2 separate regions of the Homo sapiens genome follow, and region 2 is linked to region 1. Evidence: read pairs that join two places in POLR2A ChIA-PET (ENCODE). Cell type or tissue: MCF 10A. All regions are shown on one strand. Links, peaks and the distances in the headings refer to the core of each region. The heading gives the core; the rest is flanking DNA.

Region 1 (7,856 bases), core at 1,673-5,672:
CCTGCCTCATGAGCCAGATTCATGTAGAAACCAATGACTTCAGGGCAATATAGATGCCAGTGGCTTTTTCTGTGGTGTAGGGCTGCCAGATTCAGCAAATAAAAATGCAGGATACAAAAAGATGCTACACATCTCATGTCATCATCAGGGAACTGCACATTAAAAAAAACGATGTAGGCCAGGTGCGGTGGCTCATGCCTGTAATCCCAGCACTTTGGGAGGCCGAGGCAGGCAGATCACGAGGCCAGGAGATCGAGACCATCCTGCCTAACACGGTGAAGCCCTGTCTCTACTAAAAATACAAAAAGAAATTAGCCAAGCATGGTGGTGGGCACCTGTAGTCTCAGCTACTCGGGAGGCAGAGGCAAGAGAATGGTATGAACCTGGGAGGCAGAGCTGGCAATGAGCCGAGATCGTGCCACTGCACTCCAGCCTGTGTGACAAGGTAAGACTCCGTCTCAAAAAAAAACCAACAACAATGTAATGCCACTACACACCTGTTAGAGTGCCCCAAATCTGACACACTAACAACAACAAATGCTGGGGAGGAGGTGGAGCAACAGGAACTCTCATTCATTGCTGGTGGGAAAACAAAATGGTACAGCCACTGTGGAAGACAGTTTGGCCATTTCTTGCAAAACTAAACATACTCTAACCATATAAACCAGCAATTATACTCCTCAGTATTTACCTAAGGACTTGAAACTTAAGTCCACACAAAAATCTGCACACAAGTGTTTATAGCAGCTGTATTCACAATTGCCCAAACTTGGAAGCAACTGAGATGTCCTTCAGTAGAGTAGATACATAAGCTGTGGTACATCCAGACAATGGAATTCTATTAGCAATAAAAAGAAATGAGGTACCAGCCATGAAAAGAAGTGGAGGAGTCTTAAATGCATATCGCTACATGAAAGAAGCCAGACTGAGAATGCTGCACACTTTAAGATCCCAGATAACGATATGACATTTTGAAAAAGGCAGCACTATGGAGACTATGGAAATACGATGGTCGCGATGGGTATGCAAGTACAATGGTTGTGATGGGTTGAGGAGAGGGAGGGATGAAGAGGTGGACCACAGAGGATTTTTTTTACTTTTTTTCTTTTTTTGAGACAAGGTCTCACTCTGTTGCCCAGGCTGAAGTGCAGTGGCGGTATCAGGGCTTGGCTCATGCAGCCTCAGACTCCTGGGTTCAAGGGATCCTCCCACCTCAGCCTCCTGAGTAGCTGGGACCATAGGCATGCACCACTACACTTGGCTAATTTTTCTTTTTTTGTGGAGATGGGGGTCTCACTATGTTGCCCAGGTTGTTCTTGAACTCCTGGGCTCAAGTGATCCTCCCTTCTCAAGTCTCTCAAAGTGCTGGAATTACATGCATGAGCCACTGCGCCTGGCTTCAGGAGATCTTTAGGGCAGTGTAATGATTCTGTTTAATACTGTAATGGTGAAGACATGTCATTGTAACGTTTGTCCAAACCCACAGAATGTGCAACCCTGAGAGTGATCCCTAATGTAAACTATGGACTTTAAGTGACGATGTGTCCATGTAGGTTCATCAGTTGTAACCAATGCACCACTCTGGTAGGAATGTTGGCAATGGGGGAGGCTGTACATGTGCGGAGGCGGGGGTATATGGGAACTCTCTTTCTGCTCAATTTAGCTGTGCACATTAAACTGCTCTTAAAACAAGGATGAGCTGTAGTTGAATCTTTTTAAATGCAGGATTCACAGGCAATATGAATTTCAAGTAAGCAATGGATAAATGTTTTAGTGTAAGTATATCCCATGCTATATTTGGGACATACTTATCTTAAACATTTTTTTTGCTGGCAAGCTTACTTTAGAGAGAGATGTAAGAAGAGTCAGAAAATTCAGAGAAGTGGGTGTTGTTTCTTAGTGAACAAGGGGCCAGAGGGTTTGGACCAGTGGTTTCTGGTTCTGAGGAGGGATGTGGCCACCTGACTGCCTCTGCTTCCTCTCCCAGATGGAAGGTGCAGGTCTCTGTTGTATAAAAGGAGGAGGCCAGAGCCCTAGGCTTTGCTTAAAACAGTCTCAGAAATAGGCAGGTCTGCTGTGTTTCCCCATCCAAGGACCCAGTCACACCTCGCTTAGAGGTGGACGGCATCCCCTGGTCCTGTGAGAGCATCCCCTGGTCTGGTGTGGGCACCACAGGCACGGCTGTAGGGGCAGCCCACAGGCCAGGCTTCATGGACGAGCTGCTTCAAGTTACAGCATTTCAGATGCCCTTCGGCACCTGCCGATGTTCTCCGGGACACTGAGGTTTTGGTCGTGGGCATTATGTCAACAGTTTAAAATAGGCATTTTTAGAATCCTGTGATATAATTGCTTTCAGATTCAGCCTTTAAAAAAAGTTTCTTTGAGCCTATGGTGGCTCCAATTCAGAAGAGAACATCTTCTAAGTCACTCCGTGAGACCCACATTTCAGTAGCAGTCTTATGCCATTTCGTTCATTAAACAAGTATTTATTGAGTGCCTGCTGTATGCCAGACACAGTCTGAAGATGCAGCAGGGAACTAGCCACACCCCTGCCCTCAGGAAGCTGACCTTCCAGTGGGGAGACATCAGCAATAGAAGTAAATAATCAATATGCTGGGGACCACCAGGGATGTAAAGAAAGCTGGGTGCGGTAGGCAGGGTACGGCCTCCCAGTGAAGTGTCCAATCCCGGGAGCCTGCGAATATCTTACCTGATGTGGAAAAAGGGGCCATGTAGATGTGACTAGGGCCTTGAGGCGGGGAGATGATCCTGGATTATTTGGATGGGCACGGTGTCATCACAGAGTCCTTAGGATAGGGAGGCGGGGTCCCTGTGGGTAGGAGATGTGGCAACACAAGTGGAAGTCTATTCAGCATGGGACAGAGACTGGAAGATGCTACGCAGCTAGTTTGGCCTCGCAGGTAGGGACCACGAGCCGAGCCAAGGACCACAGGCGGCCGCTAGAAGCCAGACAAGGCAAGGAAACAAGTTCTCCCCGGAGCCTCCAGCAGAACCCAACCCTGATGACCCCTTGATTTTAGCCCAGTGAGACTCCAGACTTTCAGAATTGCTACAGAATAAATGTCTTGTTTGAAGCTACTAAGTTTGTGGTCCTTTGTTGCAGCATCCCCAGGGCACTCCTACGCGAGGTCAGGAAGTGAATTTAATGTTAGTGTAGGGACGGGGGACAGGAAAGTCCTGCCTGACAAGGTGACATTTAAGCGGATGCAGGGTAAAGCGTGGCTTGTTCTGCGGCAGCAGCCACGCTGATCCAGAGCTCAGAGCCCAGCCCAACACTGGGGGACGTGACACAGTGAGGAAGTATGAAGCTCCAGCAGGAACGCCAGCCAGAGGGAGCACCAGGAATGAGTCATGTCAGCCTGGACGTGCCCAGCCCCAAATTCCAGCATAGCTGCTCACCAGCCAGTCACTCGACCTCCCCAAACGTGCTTGTTCTGTTTGTCATCAGTTCAGTGATGTGGCCACAGAATCCGCTCCAAAGGGCCGCGTGGTGGGTTGCGTGGTGACTTCCCGCAGAGGGTACATCCACCCAGGACCTGTGTGTGCGGCCTTGTTTGGAAAAAGGGTCTTTGCAGATGTGATTAAGGAAATGCTGAGGTTATTCTGCATGGGAGCGGCTGTACCTCCAGCGTCCTCATGAGAGAAGAGAAGGGAAGGGCAGAGGACACGGAGGGGATGTGATGGAAACACAGAGCAGACACTGGGGTGATGCATCTACATTCCCAGGAGCATCGTGGATCACCAGCAGGTACCAGATCCCAGAAGAGACAAGGAAGGACCCTCCCCTAGAGCCTCCAGAGGAACCAGCCCTGTGACACCTTGATTTTCGACTTCTGGCCTCCAGCCGGGCGTGGTGGCTCACACCTGCAATCCCAGCAGTTCGGGAGGCTGAGGCAGGTGGATCACTTGTGGTCAGGAGTTTGAGACCAGCCTGGCCAACATGGTGAAACCCCGTCTCTACTAAAAATACAAAAATTAGCCAGATATGGTGACACATGCCTGTAATCCCAGCTACTCAGGAGGCTGAGGCAGGAGAATCGATTGAACCCGGGAGGCAGAGGTTGCAGTGGGCCGAGATTGTGCCATTGCACTCCAGCCTGGGAGACTCCATTTCAGACAAACAAACAAAAAACTGGCCTCCAGAACTGTGACACTAATAGATTTCTGTTGTTTCAAGCCTCCGAGTTTGTGGTTCCCATTTGTTCTGGCAGCTCTAGGAAACTAAAACAAGCTTCGAGGAGGAAAAAGAAAACAAGCATGAAAAGTTCCTATGCACAGGAGGCCCTCACTACGAATTAGCCCTGATTGCTACAAGCCAAGAGCCATTTCTAGAGAACAGACCAAGGAATAAAAATGTGCGCTCTGTTTATCACAACTGGAAAACCAAAGAACAAAAGGGAGAAGTGGCCACCCAGCGCAGATAAAAATATTTAACAATGTTCTATTTCACAATTTTGCCTGGTCTGCTACCCAGACTTGATGATCAATGAGGAGTTTTCTCTTTTTTTTTTTTCCCAACCAAAAAGAACGTGTTGCATAAATTCAGGTTTCCAGGGACCTGAGAAAGGCAGAAAAACAGCCTCTCAAGCTCTCCCCATCAGCCAGGCAGTGGCCTCAGCTTTCCAAACCTCATCAGTGAAACCCTGGGGACGGACTGATGTGGAATAGCCCAGGGAAGGAGGCAGGGGCCTTTTCTAATGACTCTGAAGAAGCCAGGCACAGCTGCTGCCAGGAAAATGAAAGACACAGGTACTGACAATGGAAATTGAATGGAGGTTTTGGAGAAAATGCAGGCAGAAGCAAAGATTTAGGACGTATCTATATCCGAGGTCTTTCCTGGAGAGATGCCTTCTTGGAAGCTGGGTACATCTTCTTACAGAACAAATAGAAGGCTTGCCAGCCTTCTGCTCTCAGCTTCTGAGAATGACTCCATTTGTCACCGCACGCGCTTGTCCCATCTCTGCAGGCAGCTTTGGATGGTGTCCCTCAGGACTCCGTATCTGGCTAATTTTTGTATTTTTAGTAGATACGGGGTTTCACCCTGTTGGCCAGGCTGGTCTTGAACTCCTGACCACAAGTGATCCACCTGCCTTGGCCTCCCGAACTGCTGGGATTGCAGATGTGAGCCACCATGCCCGGCTGGAGGCCAGAAGTTGAAAATCAAGGTGTCACAGGGCTGCTTCCTCTGGAGGCTCTAGGGGAGGGTCCTTCCTTGTCTCTTCTAGAATCTGGTACCTGCTGGTGATCCACGATCCTCCTGGGAATGTAGATGGTGTTTACCAGGGTGCACAGGATAGGGGATAGTGAGAGTCTGAAATCACAGGGCCAGAGTGGAGTTGGAGGGTGACTGGAGGCCCTCTGTCCCTAGAGACCTGGGCCGAGCCAGTTTCCTCACCCGTTAGCCAGGCTGGGTTGCTCGGCGGCCCAGGACACAGCACGACCCCTGCAGGGGCCCAGCTGGGAAACTTCCAGAGCAACCTGCCTACAGGAGGGCAGTGCTGGTCTGACCTGTGTTAAGGAGGGACGGCAGGATGAACTGCCCACCTCGAACAGCCCCTCTTTCCCCGGCGTGTCATGAAAGCCCCTCCTCTGGGGACCCTGTTAGAGTGAACTGCTTCTTCCACAGTTCTTCCAGAACATGCGGCTTATGGCCCCATCACAACACCTGGCATGCTGCTAAGGAGCCGTCAGGAGACAGAAACCACACGGGTATTTCGGCAGCCAGAATTTAATAGAGAAGAATACAGAAGGGATGCTAGCTGGGTGCCAGTGACTTCTCCCCAGCTGATCCACGCACGGTGAGAACTCAGACGTCATGAAGACAACAACAGCAGGACTCAGCCACTCCCACGGAGGTGAGGCTGCCACCATAACAGCAAGGAAGCCAGGAAGTGCAGCCCACAGGGCGTAAACTGAGACTTCCAAGGAGGAAGCGCTGGCTGGCTGGCTAGCTGGGGGGTGTCTCTTGGGGGTGGGGGACACAGGGTCCCTGGTTCGTGAGGGTTGGGAAAATCATAGGCAAGATCCTTTCTGCTATGGGAAGGAAAGAAAAAGAAAGGAGCAGCAGCAGCAGCCGTAGGAGCAGCAGCAGCAGTAGGAGCATGGCCAGAACAGGATCGAGGGACAAAACCTTCCCCATCCAGCCCCGCAGTCCCCTCCAGCATCCCCTGTGCGAGCCAGCCAGGCGCCAAGAACGCCCAGTGTGCAAGGGCAGCTGTGACATGGAGAGGCCAGGGTCACGCACACCCCTTGGGCTGTGCAGCCTCTGTACGCACCCTTCTTCTCCTATTTGCACATCTCTCCAACAGCAAGGCAACTTAAGCTTCTGTCTAACAAGCTGCAAGCATCCTCCACACAAATGAAGATTTTTCTTACCCTCTCCCCCAACTGAGGAGCTGTAGAAGCCATCAGTCATTGTGTCTGTCTTTGGCAGCTGGTCCTAGCACTACCTCTGGGCCATGCCAGATCTTTCTCCTCCTTCTCCTCCTCCTCTTCTTCTTCTTCTTGACAGGGTTTTGCTCTGTCACCCAGGCTGAAGTGCAGTGGTGCTTTCGCAACTCACTGCAGCCTGGCTAGGCTCTAGTGACCCTCCCACTTCAGCCTTTCCAGTAGCTGGGACCACAGGCATGTACCACCATGCCCTGATAATTTTTGAATTTTTTGTAGAGATGGGGGTCTTACTATGTTGCCCAGGGTAGCCTTGAACTCCTGAACTCAAGGGATCTTCTCCTCTCAGCCTCTCAAAGTGCTGGGATTGCAGGTGTGAGCCACTGCCCCAGCTGAGATAGTTCTTAAATCCAATCACCACTTTGATTAGTCCTCTACAGCTGATGTAGCAAATTACCACAAATGTAGTGGCTTCAAATGACACCAATTTATTGCTGCTGTGGTTGAGGAGGTGAAAAGTCAGACAAAAGTCTCACTGGGCTAAAGTCAAGGCATCAGCAGGGCTGGTTCCCTCTGGGCCCTCTAGGGGACAATCTGTTTCCTTGCTTTCTCCAGCCTCTCGAGGCTGCCCAGTGTCTTGGCTGCTGGGCCCTTTCTCCATCTTTTAAGGAGAAACATTGCCTCTTTCGCTCCACTCTTCCAGCTCCCTCTGAACATAGCTGGGAAAGGTTCTTTGCTTTTAAGGATTCATGGGAGTAGGTTTGGCCCATCTGGAAAATCCAGAATAACCTCCCTGTCTCTGAGATCCCACTTTAATCGCACCTGCCAAGTCTCTCTTGCCAGGTAAGGTCACATGTTTGCAGGTTCCAGGGATAAGGATGTGAATGTCTTTGGGGTCCATTGTTCTGCCTACCACAGAGTCCCTTCCGAAAATTCCGTTGGCTACAGACTAAATCAGAAAGCTGATCCCTAACAAAATATGTTTAAAGAATGAGAAGAGAGACAAAAAAATAGTGAATGTCCATAAAAACAATCCCGTGTATGTAGGGATACATGTGCCCATCAGAAGCAAGGCCAGGACACCTGCGCATGGCCATGGTCTGTGTTTCTACAGCTGCCATCATGAGCCCTCTTCCACCATCATTTCATGTCCCCTTTGACCTCAGTTGGGTGGGGTGTCTTACCTGGGTGGGGGAACCAGACACTCATTCCTGAAGGGTCTGAATCCTCAATGGTCTGTCTTTTTGGGGGATAGTTCACCACTCACTTGTACTATTAATTATGCAAGAACCAACAGGCACCCCAGAGAATCCTTTGGGTCTAGAACTAGTCTCCTTCCTCCCCACCATCCCACATCATGTAGCAGCAACTAAATTTCCCCTTGGCAATTGGGATCCATCACTCTGGCCGGTATAGTGACCTTCCTCTTTTCCTGCAGGTTCAGTGGT
Region 2 (7,001 bases), core at 1,051-5,050, 130 kb after region 1:
GGTTTAAATGTGGCCTTGCTGGTCTGTGTCAGACATGTTACAGAAACCCATCCCTCTCCTAAGAGTTCTGCCAGGACCCCTGGCTCCAGGACTTTGCAGCCTGCTTTTGAGCACATGCCCACAGAAATTACTGAATTCCAGTAACATCAAGAATCTTTTCTGGCCAGAATAAAGTCTGGCACATAGTAGGTATGCAACAGTTTTGGGATGAATGAATGGAAAATCAAATCCCTTTTAGAATGGAACAAGATCACAGAACTAATTCGGTTCCATTTTCACCTACAAGGAAAGCTTTTTTAGTAGCCGGAGGAAGAGGTAAAAAGTAGCATCAAGAGAACATGTAAAACCACTAACTTTCACTCAGGAGAAACTTAAAACTCCCAGAGCAACCCCTATATGATTCTCCAGACACAGGGAGGCACTGGCCTCCTCTCTCACCTTTGCAATCCCCAGGTGAAGAGATAGCACCTGTCGGCGTGATTCTCAAGGGGGTTTGTGTTTATTCAGCAATTGTTGGTCTTGCTCGGGGATGTTCTCACTTCCTATTTAAAAATTAAAAAAAAAAAAGATTCTGAAAGACTTAAACAGTGAAAACATCTAGGCCAAACCAGAGCTACTGAAACAAAGAACTCTTTGAAAATCACCTATAATGCAACCCACCCACAACCCTTCTGCTCTTTTCATTAGAGAATGAATCATTCCCTATAACTGAATAATCCGGTTAACAAAAACTAAGTAGAGCAGGATGTTTTTAAATGCACCAAGATCTCTAAAGGGCATTACAAAACTGCCTGCCTTCCTGAGCAGGGATGCTGGGTGTCAGGTGGCCTCTTCTGGGTAGCTCAGGCCACCATCATGCGCAATAATGGCAATGTGCTGTAACACAGCCGTGATCTTAGGGGCCCCGCCCTGTGTGGGCATCAGTCCCTGGCAGCAGCAGCCCCAGAATATTACCTTTTTGCTTTTATGCTCGTGTTTCTACTTTATCTATCACCATCCTTATGGTTGTTTTGGAGTGTGTGACCTTCCAGCGATCTGTCCTACCAAGGACAACAGCGGCCCTAAGACTTTTGCCGGGATGGCCAAGAAACTGGGAGGCTGAAGAGAGCTCGAAGTATGGAGCATCCCTGCCCTCAGCTGTGAGCAGGGGAGGCGTGGGAGGTATCCTGGGGATACTGGAGAGGTAGCCACATGTGTGGAGCAGGCAGAAGGAGGGTCCAGGTCGTCTGGCTGGGACAAGGCAAGGGCAGAGGAAGGTGCAGCTCACTTACATGGGCGGGACATTTACCTGGGCTGAAACGACAGCAATAGGCAGCTGTAGAAGGACACGGGGCAGCTCAGCGTGGAGACGCCGCACATTTCAACCTGACAGTTGAGGCTGTGCAAACAGAAGGTAGTCAGGACTGCTGAAGCCTGACTGAGAGGCATGATGGCACTGTCTCTGCCAGTCGGCAAGTGAACGCAGAGGGCCTCCGTGGAGTCGTTCACGTGAAAACAAATCTCAGATGGAATCTTGCTGTGTTGCCCAGGCCGTACACAAACTCCTGGCCTCAAGCGATTCTCCTGCCTCAGCCTCCCCAGTAGCTGGGACTATGGGTGCCCGCCACCACACCCTGCTGGAGTAGTGGACTTTAACATCCTCACTTCCATATGTCAGGGACCAGTTCCTAATGCCACCTCCGTGAACATCACGTGATGGCCAACCAGATGTTGACTGTCATCACTGGGACTCAACTGGGAAACCCTCTTTTTCCTCCAAATTTGCTGCTCTAGGTGCTAAGGGTCTGTAGGACAGAGCTTTGGGACTGTTAGAATTCTATCAGAAAAAAACGAGACAGAAGGCTATAAGCATGAGTGTGGGCAGGGTGCTGTGGTTCACTTCTGTAATCCCAGCACTTTGGGAGGCCAAGGTAGGAGAATCCCTTGAAGCCAGGAATTCAAGACCACCCTGGGCAATATAGCAAAACCATGATTCTACAAAAAATTAAAAAGTTATCTGAGTGTGGTGGCACACACCTGTAGTCCAAGCTACTCAGGAGGCTGAGGCGGGAGGATCCCTTGAGCCCAGGAGTTTGAGGCCAAGGCTACAGTGAGCCATGATCACACCACTGCACTCCAGCCTAAGCAATGGAGCAAGATCCTGCCTCGTAAAGGAAGGAAAGAGTGGCCGGGTGCCATGGCTCATGCCTATAATCCCAGCACTTTCGGAGGATGAGGCGGGCAGAGTACCTGAGGTCAGGAGTTCGAGACCAGCCTGGCCAACATGGTGAAACTCCATCTCTACTAAAAAATACAAAAAAAAAAAAAAATAGCCGGGTGTGGTGACATGCACCTGTAGTCCCAGCTACTCGGGAGGCTGAGGCAGGAGAATCATCTGAACCTGGGAGGTGGAGGTTGCAGTGAGCCAAGATCGTGCCATTGCATTCCAGCCTGGGTGACAGAGAAAGACTCCATCTCAAAAATAAAAAAAAGAAAGGAAAGAGTGTGGTGGGAGACAGAACTTAACAGCTTCGTGCTTCAGCACAAGGACTCTAGTGCTGGGCAATAAGGATGCTGGCTCTGCACTTGCTGTGAACTGGACAAAATTGAGACTTGGCACTGCTGTTCCCTCCTTGTTAAGTGGGACCAATGGCAAGCATGAGGCCTACCTATCTCAGGGAGTCTGAGTCACTGTACAGCAAGGTCTGAGATGAGGGCCTCGCCTTTGTTCAGGGGGCAGTAAATGCTGGTCACCACCAGGGGCCTGATTTTCAAGCTCCCACTTTTGTTGTCTGATCAGGGGCTTTTCCCCCATCAGCTTCTTCTGCACCCAGAGGGTATCTACAAAAGCCACTGCAGCCGCTGCCCTCCCATCAGCACCTCCCTCCAGGAGACCCCCTTACAGCTTTCTTGTTGCAGGCCCCTGTCCACACCTGTGGTTCTTGTCCCAGCCCAGCCTCATCCTCTGCAGGTGCATTTGCATGAGCTGCCTGGCTTTCTTCCTTTCCTAATGAAAAGATATCATCTACAGACACGAAATGCATTCATTTCAGGTGCAGAGGGATGACTCACATTTGCCTACTCCTGAGTAACTGGACCAGGGCCTAGAATATTTCATGTGCCCTCAAGGCAGCACCCTGTTCCCTTCCAGCTAGGTTACCCCACCCAGCTCCACGGTCCCTGGAGGTAACCACGCTTCTGTCTTTAATTATAATAGTAAATCCTTCCTGCTCTTGGCCACCATATGGAGGGACTCATGCAGTACACACAGTCTCAGGTCTGCTTCCTTCGCTCAACATCCTGTGTGCAGACTCAGCCATGCTGCTGGATGTAGCCATTGCTGCTTTCTTGGTTTCTTTCCATTGCCATTCATTTTTTCACTGTGTAGCTGTACTTCAAATTATTCATTCTACTGCTGATTGATATTTGGGCTATTGCCAACTGTGTCTTTTTTCTTTTTTTTTTTTTTTTAGCTATTTACAATTAATGTCACTATGAACATTCTTGCACGTGTCTTCTGGTGAGCATCCCTGGGAACACTCCCAGGAGTAGAGTTGTTGGCTGATAGGGTACACGAACGCTTGGCTTTAAGAGATGCTGCCAAACAATCTCCCCAAGGGGTTGTTCCCATGTGCACCCCATCAGCAACCAGAGAACACATCTCTACAACAGACAGGCTTCTCAGCCTTTTTCTTTGCCATTCTGGTGGAGATGCAGTAGCTCCTGGTGGTTTTAATTTGCATTTTCCCGATGACTAATGATGTTGAACATATTTTCACATACATTGGTCATTTTGTCCAAGCCTCTTTCTCATCTTAAAAGCATCAGTGTGCCAGTCATTTTCTCCATGATTTGTATGAGCCCCTTATATTAGGTTGGTGCCAAAGTAGCTGCAGTTTTTGTCATTGAAATAGCAAAAGCCACAATTGCTTTTGTACCATCATAATATAATGTGGACTTGAGTCCTCCAGAGGATGAAAGTGTCATTGCAAATAACTTTCCCCTCTTGGTGAATTGCCTTTTCATTCTTGTAGCATTTTCTTTTGATGAAGAGAAGTTCAATTTCATCAATGTCCACTTTTTTTCCTTTTTTTTTTTTGTGGTTAGTGCCTTTTATCATCCTGTTTAAAAATCTTTGCCTAACCAAGATCATTTTCGTATATATTTTTTAAAGACTTTATTGGTTTGCTTTTTCCATGTAGGTTAATAATACATTTCAGTTTTGTAAATGATGCGAGTTGGAGTCAAAATTCATTTTTCTCTGTTTGGGTATCTATATGACTCAAAAGTTCTTATTGTTTTTTTAACTGCTAATTTTTTCATTGAAAAGATTCTTCATTTCTCACTTGGTTGAAATGGTGCTGTATCACCAGTCCGATATGTAACCAGTATGTAAACACATCACCAATATGTAAACGTGGCACACCCATTTATTTATTTAGCTCTTCTTTAATTTCTCTCAGAAATAATTGTGGTTTCCAAAATACAGCAAGTCTTCCATATTTTTAATTAAAATTTCATTCTAAGTCTGCTGTGTTTTCAACACAGTAAATGTTATTGAAAAATTGATATGTTTACTTTTTTGCAAGAATAGAAATAAAATAGATTTTTGATATTGACCGTGTATCCTGCAACCTCACTAAATTCACTTATTAGTTCTAGTAGCTTTTTTTGTAGACTTCTTAGGATTTTCTGCATAACTATTGTGGGGACGGTCAAGACCACTCTCAGGTCTGATGATTCACTAAGAAGGCTCAGGAAACTGCAGCTTCCAGGGAAAGGATAAAAGTCAAAATCAGCAGAGGGAAAAGGTGCATGAGAGTAGAGTCTGGGGGAGACCAGGCATAAACTTCAAAGGGTCTCTCCCAGTGGGGTCATGCAGGACATGCTTAATTTTCCCAGCAACAAGTTGTGACAATACATGTGACATGTTACCAATCAGGGAAGCTCATTTGAGATTAAGCAGCCAGGACTTTTCAGGAGTGCTGGCCTTATACCGTATCCAGCCTTTGCTTGGCATGTGTCAAAATTCTAGACCTCCAGAAGGAAAGCAAGTGAACCAAAAGGCATACTATTTGTACAACAGTCTAGGCACAGTGACCTGCTCTTATCAATTAGAGTGGTGAGAACCCTACCCAAATCTAAATTCCCAGATGCCACTCAAGGGCCTACCTTGCAGGCAGGCCTTTCCAAACATAGTAGTTAGGGCCTGTTGTGTTAACTCTTTCCTTCATAAAAATCTTGTGAATTGTGCTAATTTACTTATTTCTTCCCAATCTATGTCTTTTCAAATCTTTTTCTTGCCTTGTTGCAATCTCTAGGATCTCTAATGTAATTTGGAAGAAGTGGCAGTGAAAATTCTTGCCATGTTCTTGATCTTATGATGAGAGAATCCAATATCTCATCATTAAATATGAAGTTAGCTGTAGGTTTTCTATGGATGTCTTTGCGTTTTTATTATGAATTAGTGTCCTTTTTTCTCCATCTATTTCATATAATAAAGTGGTTTTTCTTCCTTATTAAGTTAATGTGATTCATCATCAGTTGACTGTCCTATTCTTTTTGAGAGCTTTATAACATTCCATCATGTGGATGCACTTAATTAAACAGTCACCTCTTGATTTGCATAACTTGTTCCCGATCTTTTCACGGTTTTTTTGCACAGGACACTGCAATGCACAGCCTTGAACTTGCAGCCATTTCGCACATGGCAGGATATAACTGTGAGGACACTCCTAACAGTGGGATGTGTGGGCATAGGACCACCACACCCTGGAGATCTTAGTGTATTCCAAGGTACAGAGGGCCGTGGTGAACCTCCCTGCAGCTCCCTGCAGCTCCCTGCAGTCCTGTCCAGGGGGAAACAGCCCAGATGGTTCTGCAGACGCCTTTGCTGCCCTCCCCAGGGTCATCTCCAAGTCTTAAAGGGAAGGCAGCTCTTCCTGCCTCTACTCAGCCTCCACAGCAGCATTTCTCATCTGCAAGGCAAGTCAAGAATTCTTTCTCAAGACAGAGTGGAGTTCACTCCCAGTTAAAGAAAAAAATAATAACCATGTAATTCAAATGCCTCCCGCCTCCTCCTCACTTATCTAAGTCTGTAGCCTTCCAAGTGTGCTCAGGGGTAGGAAGAAGTGAGCCAACAACAAGGAAACCAGTTCCAGAATTGGCACTTCCATTGCAGCTAAGTGTTGCAAACAGTTCTGCAACTGAAATCCCTGGCCAGAAAGCTTGGCGGCCGATGTCTTGATGATCCTGGCTGTGGGGATTTGCATCAGTAGTTCTAACTGGGCTTTGACTGAGGTGGAGCAGTGCCAGAGGCCCAGGGAGGTGGTGGGCATGGCTATTGCTGTGTCAATATGGGAGGCTGCAGCAAGAGAGGTCTGACAGTCCACAGGGCGGCTGAGGCCCTCAGAACGACCCTGGCTTTTATTCTGAGCAACATGAGAAGACCTTGGAAAGTTCTGAGCAGTGGAGTGACAGCATGTGACTCACATTTTGATGGGATAGTCTGGCTGTTGAGCCGAGAACAGACTGTGGGCGGGGGCAGGAGGCAGGGAGACATGCGCTGAGGCTAAGAGAGGACAGAGCCTGGGACGGGGGCACCCGGTAGATGGAAAGCGGTCAGATCCTGGACATTTCATGGGCACAGCCACAGGCTTGCCCTCTGATGGAACGTGGCGTGAGGGAGGGGAGTCAGGGATGATACCTGGTTTTCGGTTAGAGCAACTGACATTTATGGGAAAAGGTCAGTACTGATTGAGGGGGTGAAGTCGAGTAACCTTTCAGATGCTGAGTGAGGTGTAGAGGGAGCATGTGGACTCATGAGCGGCGTTCAGGACAAAGGCATGGCTGGAGATGAAACCTTGGAGTCACCAAGCCGTGGAGGTGTTTAAAGCTGTGAGCCAGGTGGACTTGCCTGGTACTTGCCTCTTGCTAACAGCCATCTTGCAGCTTCCCTGTGTGTCCAGGTGACCACACTCACCCTGTGCAAACCCCCACCCCTGACCACTTCCTGGAACAAC

What was found. Peaks named below come from ENCODE experiments on the same cell type or tissue, not always from the same donor. Only the 100,000 strongest peaks of a DNase experiment are listed, where the experiment ranks them.
Region 2: POLR2A ChIA-PET joins it to region 1 with 5 read pairs; 4 of 35 experiments call an interaction of 5 or more read pairs at or near these places.

What each region holds. Positions count from the first base shown.
Region 1 is chr11:71,296,138-71,303,993 of GRCh38, forward strand. No RefSeq gene overlaps it. Among named protein-coding and RNA genes, the nearest start is that of SHANK2, 47 kb to the left of the region's middle. RefSeq lists enhancers at 2,766-3,965, 5,050-5,707. In MCF 10A, for the core only: no CTCF peak of the experiment used is centred there; a DNase peak (open chromatin) is centred at 3,364.
Region 2 is chr11:71,422,896-71,429,896 of GRCh38, forward strand. It overlaps the pseudogene ACTE1P and a transcript of DHCR7 not described here. Among named protein-coding and RNA genes, the nearest start is that of DHCR7, 22 kb to the right of the region's middle. RefSeq lists a silencer at 607-656. In MCF 10A, for the core only: a CTCF peak has its summit at 3,780; a DNase peak (open chromatin) is centred at 3,086.